2 separate regions of the Homo sapiens genome follow, and region 2 is linked to region 1. A link is a contact called in ENCODE Hi-C or POLR2A ChIA-PET data. All regions are on one chromosome and are shown on one strand. Each heading gives the region's core, a stretch centred on a gene start or an enhancer-like site at or near the end of the contact. The rest is flanking DNA. Distances are from core to core; before and after follow the strand shown. Region 1 overlaps HERC1 (HECT and RLD domain containing E3 ubiquitin protein ligase family member 1). Region 2 overlaps DAPK2 (death associated protein kinase 2).

Evidence for each region. A loop is a pair of places that touch in the nucleus more often than their neighbours do. ChIA-PET counts read pairs that join two places held with the same protein, here RNA polymerase II (POLR2A). Pooled maps may share reads with other maps.
Region 2: a map with no recorded cell type shows a loop between it and region 1 (4-fold over the local background). The contact joins two enhancer-like sites. A Hi-C loop is called at or near these places in 1 of 37 single-sample maps with no recorded cell type and 4 of 50 pooled maps. POLR2A ChIA-PET finds 5 or more read pairs at or near these places in 3 of 52 experiments (CD4-positive, alpha-beta memory T cell, WTC11 and activated naive CD4-positive, alpha-beta T cell).

What each region holds. Positions count from the first base shown.
Region 1 is chr15:63,711,645-63,714,376 of GRCh38, reverse strand. It overlaps HERC1 (HECT and RLD domain containing E3 ubiquitin protein ligase family member 1), which reads left to right. Exons shown (of 78, transcript NM_003922.4): 23 at 712-1,024; 24 at 1,482-1,602. Among named protein-coding and RNA genes, the nearest start is that of USP3-AS1, 110 kb to the right of the region's middle. RefSeq lists an enhancer at 1-125. Within about 2 kb of position 1,341, at least 3 of the 41 ENCODE cell types and tissues checked have a DNase peak (open chromatin) inside an H3K27ac peak, as active enhancers do.
Region 2 is chr15:64,008,563-64,011,294 of GRCh38, reverse strand. The region is part of intron 2 of DAPK2 (death associated protein kinase 2); the gene reads left to right. Among named protein-coding and RNA genes, the nearest start is that of DAPK2, 37 kb to the left of the region's middle. RefSeq lists enhancers at 107-156, 1,014-1,103 and a silencer at 1,474-1,533. Within about 2 kb of position 1,419, at least 16 of the 41 ENCODE cell types and tissues checked have a DNase peak (open chromatin) inside an H3K27ac peak, as active enhancers do.

The sequences.
Region 1 (2,732 bases), core at 92-2,591:
CTTGCCCCATATATTAAAACTAAATTCTGTTTCAGCAAAGACCTTTAGTGACAGTGCTTATTTAATGTGTTTAAGATACAGCAAAGTGTAGATGGTAGGGATTATATGGACTTTGGAAGGGGAAAGGGAATTTTTTGTTGTAACTAATATAACTTAAATTTTGTCCGTTTTTTTTTTCTTTTGAAACCTCACATTTTTCACACCAAGCTTGTGAACGTTTCAGAAATAAGCAGTTATTTTTACCTAACCTTGTGCTTCACAGGCTTTTATGGGCTTCAAAATCAGCTGAAGGGCCTTTAAAACACAGATTGCTGGGTCCCCCACCTAGAGGTTCTGATTCAGAAGGTCTGGGGTGGGCCTGATAATTTGCATTTCTAACAAGTGCCCAGATGATGTGGGTACTGCTGGTCTGGGACCGTACGTTGAAAATAACTGATCCAATTCATTAATAACATTTGAATTGTGATTACATTAAAATTCTGTAAAGGCAGATTAGTATTTCCTAATGTAATTTTTATGAAAATATAGTATTTTAGTATATTTTAAATGTAATTTTAACTAAGTTAACTATGTTGTATATAATGTCTAAAAAATAATTTTTCCCTCTTTCAGTAAGTTTTTGGTCCAAACTTTTTGACTATTTTTATTGTTATTTTCTTTGCTCTTCTCTCCCCATGTGTTAAGACCTTGTTTTTGTGTTGCATGTTACAGAAATCTTTCAGTGTTTCCTCTCAGCCCGTGAAGTAGCTCGTAGCCGAGACCGAGATAGAATGAACAGTGGGGCAGGGTCTGGGGCTCGAGCTGATGATCCACCTCCTCAGTCTCAGCAAGAGCGAAGGGTCAGCACAGACCTTCCTGAGGGTCAGGATGTGTACACTGCTGCATGCAACTCCGTGATCCATCGGTGTGCCCTGTTAATATTAGGAGTAAGTCCTGTGATAGATGAGCTTCAGAAGCGAAGAGAAGAAGGACAGTTGCAGCAACCTTCAACAAGTGCCTCTGAAGGGGGTGGACTTATGACCAGGTGGGACTGACTAGACACTGAAAACATGACCTACTCACTTCCCTTTATTACTTTATGCACTGAAATGGTTTGTTTCCAAAGTTACAGTGTTCTGATGTTAACATAGACATGAAAGAAGAAATGCAAATTGACTAGGATGAACTTAAAGTAAAGTAAATACTGATACTGATTCAGCATGGGCTATAAATTTCTGATTAAATGAGGAGGCACAATTTTTCGTATATATAAACAACAGCAGTGAAAAAGCATGTGAAGTTACTTGCATTGCTCTGTAGTTTAGTGACATGCAAATTATTTTGAGAAGGTCTTTGTGCTCAGACAAGAGTCAGGATTTCCTGTCAACTGACATTACTCCTCCCTGTGTGTGTATATTATCTCTGTGCTCCAATTCCATTCAATTTTATGTTCACTAACAGTCCTAAATCAAAAAACTTTTTTTTTTGTACATGTGAGACAGGAGTGAAAGTCTTACTGCAGAGAGCCGGCTAGTCCACACAAGCCCAAATTATAGACTGATCAAATCGAGGAGTGAATCTGATTTGTCTCAGCCTGAATCAGATGAAGAGGGTTACGCACTGGTAGGTATACCCAGATTCAGTAAAGAAAGATTTTTGTTTTCAAGGTATATGATATGTAAGGCTTTGGTTAGAGTAAGTAATATGTTTGTTTTAGACATATAAAAATTTTTTCAAAAATAACTTTAAGAGAAATAACTATATTGCATATATGTTTACCACATATGTGTTAATGGTTTCAATCTCTTGTTCTGACTTCTTTTTAAACTCTAAATTCATATATCTGACTCTTTGATGGACATTCCACCCGAATGAGTTGGGTTACCCCAATCTTAACCTATCTACAAGTGAACTCGTCTCTCTCCAAACCTGTTTCTCTTTTATTCCCTATTTTAGTAGGTGGTACATTAACTATCCAAGCAAGAAACTTGGGATCATCCTTGACTCTTTTTTCTTATCTCCTGATCCCTTTATTCTCCACCCCTTCCCAATCCAGTTAAGTCTTAAAAATTTTACCGTTAGTGTGTCTCCAATGTCCTCTCCTCTCCCTTTCCTTCTGCCACTGCTCTGTTTTAAACTTTCTCTTTTGAGTGGACGTGTGCAGAAGCCTTCAAACTGGTTGCCTCACCTCTTGCCTTGTGCCCACCTTCCACATTTCACAAGACTAACATATCTAAAGTACAAATCTGTTTATACCTCCTCTACTCAAAATCTTTTAACAGCTCTGTTAACTATCAAAAAAGCCTCAGAACCTGGACTGCAGGCATTTAGGGTAAAGATAAATAAGATGCTAATTTATATAAAAAGGAGGTGAGGTAAAGGTATGCTACAGTGTCACTGGTAAAATATAAAGCGAAAACTATCTAGAAGATTGCTTCTACTTGAGGAACTTTGGACTTGGAGTTAATTGGTAGCTAGGTTTTCAATTTGGCTGTTCCTCTGCCTTGTGTGTGATTCTATATGTGCTATGACCTCCCTGGGCTTTAGTGTCTTACTGTGTGATACGAAGATGGTAGTGCCTGTTGTGTATATGGTGATGTGTCAGACTTGGCTTCTGGTCTCGATTCTACTGTTAAAGAGCGGTGGGATCTTGGTCATATCATGTGACAGCTCATAGAGAAATGCTAGCGTTTGAGATGGACTTATCTATAAGCTCCATGTGTAATTCTGAAATTCCTCTGTTGTATGAACTG
Region 2 (2,732 bases), core at 170-2,669, 300 kb before region 1:
AGCCACTGTGCCCAGCTTGAGATCATCTTTACTCTCTAACTTTTAGGGAAAAGAGGCTCACAGGCAAGAGGTGACTTGGTGCCAGAAGTCACGTAGTTGGGGGTGCAAAGCCACAAGCACAGCCAATCCTCCACCTGTGTTTTTTCCACTCCAACCTGAGCTGTTGATCCTGATCCTTTGCATATGGCTTTATCTGTTCCATTGTCCTGCCTTTATGCTAATCTGGAGGGTTCAGATTGGGTGCCTACCATGAGTGGGGCCCTCTGCCAAGTAGCTCTGGGTCTGTGTTGTTGCTATGTCCCCAGACAGGAGACCACAGAATGAGTCAGCCACCTCCACATGGGGTTGCTGGTGCCCTGCAGATTCTGCCCCAAGACTGACGGCTTCCCTGTGAACCCTCTTGTGATGCGGTCAGGACATGCATCAACAGTTTATAAACAAGATTACAGGAAGCTCGGCTGCTGTTCTACACACAAACCCACCCCACCCACTGACATGCAGAGCTGGGACAGGTGCTGAAGAATGAGTCCATGGGAAGCTTGTCTTCATGAATGGGATAAAACCCAAGCTGGTAGCAGACTGACCCATTGTTTTCCGAAGTGGGGATGGGTAGACAAATGAGAGACCAAAACTGCAGTAGGGGCTCAGAACAATTAAAGTGCCAACTCTGAAAATCAAGACATTAAGGCAGGCGGGTGGGGACTTTGCCTGAAGTGGTCAGCTGGGATTTGGGAGTGATGAGAAATAACTGGTTTGAGGCTGAGAGACAAATGTAGGGATCATCATCACATTGAAAAAGCCAAGAATGCGGATCCCCATGCCTATACCTATGCTGATAACTTCTTGCTCCTGAAAACTGTAGTTGGGAAAGTTGGCAGAGGACACTAAGCAGTCAATACTGTTGTTATATTATTACTATTGTTATTGAGAGTAGTAGTAAACAGAAAGACATAAGTTAAAAATGATATTTATAGGCCGTCTTTAGAGATAGAAGAAACTGAACCTTCTGGCATACCAGGATATTCCTGTTGCGTGAGAACTCGTGGTTCTCAAACTTTGGTGGGCATTAGAATCCTCAGAGGGCTTATCAAACCACAGATGCTGGGCCCCACCCCCAGAGTTCCTGACTCTGTGGGTCTGAGCTTAGGGCCTGATAATTTGCATTTCTGACAGGTTCCCAGATGATCCTGATCTTACTGGTCTCGGGTCACACTTTGAGAAACACTGGTTTATACCATCAGGTGCTACAGAGAACTCAGTTTGTTTCAGTGGCATAGGTTTACAATTCTAAGGCCCTTTGACAAACCCTCTTACCCACAGCCCAACTGTGCTGGCTGCCTAGAACAAGCCTTTGTGCCACTGGAAACTGCTTTTGTCGTTACTCATCATGACTGTGTTTCAGATTTTTAGTGCTAACCACCTCGAAGTCTTGAGCTGCTGTAAGGTGCCTCTCTTACAGTGGGTGTGGTGGGTCACACAGATGAAGTGTAAGACATTGCCCTGCCCTTAACAGATTAACCTAATTTAGGGGCGGGGGGAAAGGCAAACACAGTAAAGAAATGAGCATAAAGAGACAATTAAGTGTACTGAACTTTAGGAGCTAACATATTCCAAGGTGAGGATTCCTGGGGGGTGGCATGGTCAGGGAAGACTTCCAGGAGGAGCTGGAACTTGAACTTAAAACAGGAGTAGCATTTGGGTAGGCAGACGACCTCCTAGTTTAGGCAAATAGGGCTAGCAGAAACCCAGAGGTGGAAATGAGTGTGTTGGGGTGTGTCTGCTGGGAAGCAGAGTACATTTGGGCAAGTAGAATGAGGCTAGGTGGTGAAAGGCCCCTGGGGCCTGGCCAAGGAGCTCAGGCTTGATGGGAAGGAGAAAATAATCTTGAGCAGAGAACATGATGATGTCTGCGTTGTAGGACAATATACTGGGGAATGTGGGGTGTGGATTGGGTGTGTGGGTGGAGGGCTGAAGACAGCAACACTGATCAGGAAGCTGTACTAAGTGTTGGTCTGTAAAAGTCTAGCTCAGGAGGATGGCAGGTAATGAAGAGATACTAGCCCAAGTCCATTCAGAAAACATGCACTGCAGATCTACTGTGTATCCACTGTAGTTGGTGCCTGGGGGTACAAGGCTGGACAATTACAGTCTACTAAGGGAGAATAATATATAGAGAATTTCAGTAAAATGGGCTGAATCCCATGATGGAGGTATGCACAGGAGGTGAAAATAGAGGAGGGCCTCATGTCCAGGACACCTTGAGGGAAGGATCAGCTGTGACAATAAATTCTGGCCAACTTTCCTATGCCTCCTTTAAACAAAGAGGTCTTATGTTTGCAGACTGAAAAGGGGATCCTACCCTTTCCTCCCCTGTCATCTGTAAGGCCCTTGGTGATGCTGCAGCTCTGTGGCCTGTCCCTCAAGTACACCCTTGATTGGATGACAGCAGTGCACTGCTCTGTTGGTTAGGGATGTCTATGCAGGTGTTTCTTCTCATTTTCTTACTTTTAAAACACAGGAAATTTTAAAAGGAAAAGTTTCACTCAACTATTTGTTATCCTCATGCACTTTTGCATCTGTGTTCTCTAATACAAAAATTGAATCAAACCATACATATCATTTGTGCATGTTCACTTATTATTTTATAAACATGTCCCTTATGATGTTCATACTTGCTATTTTAATGTTTATATAATTGTCTATTGCATCCAGAACATCTGATTGCCAAAGCT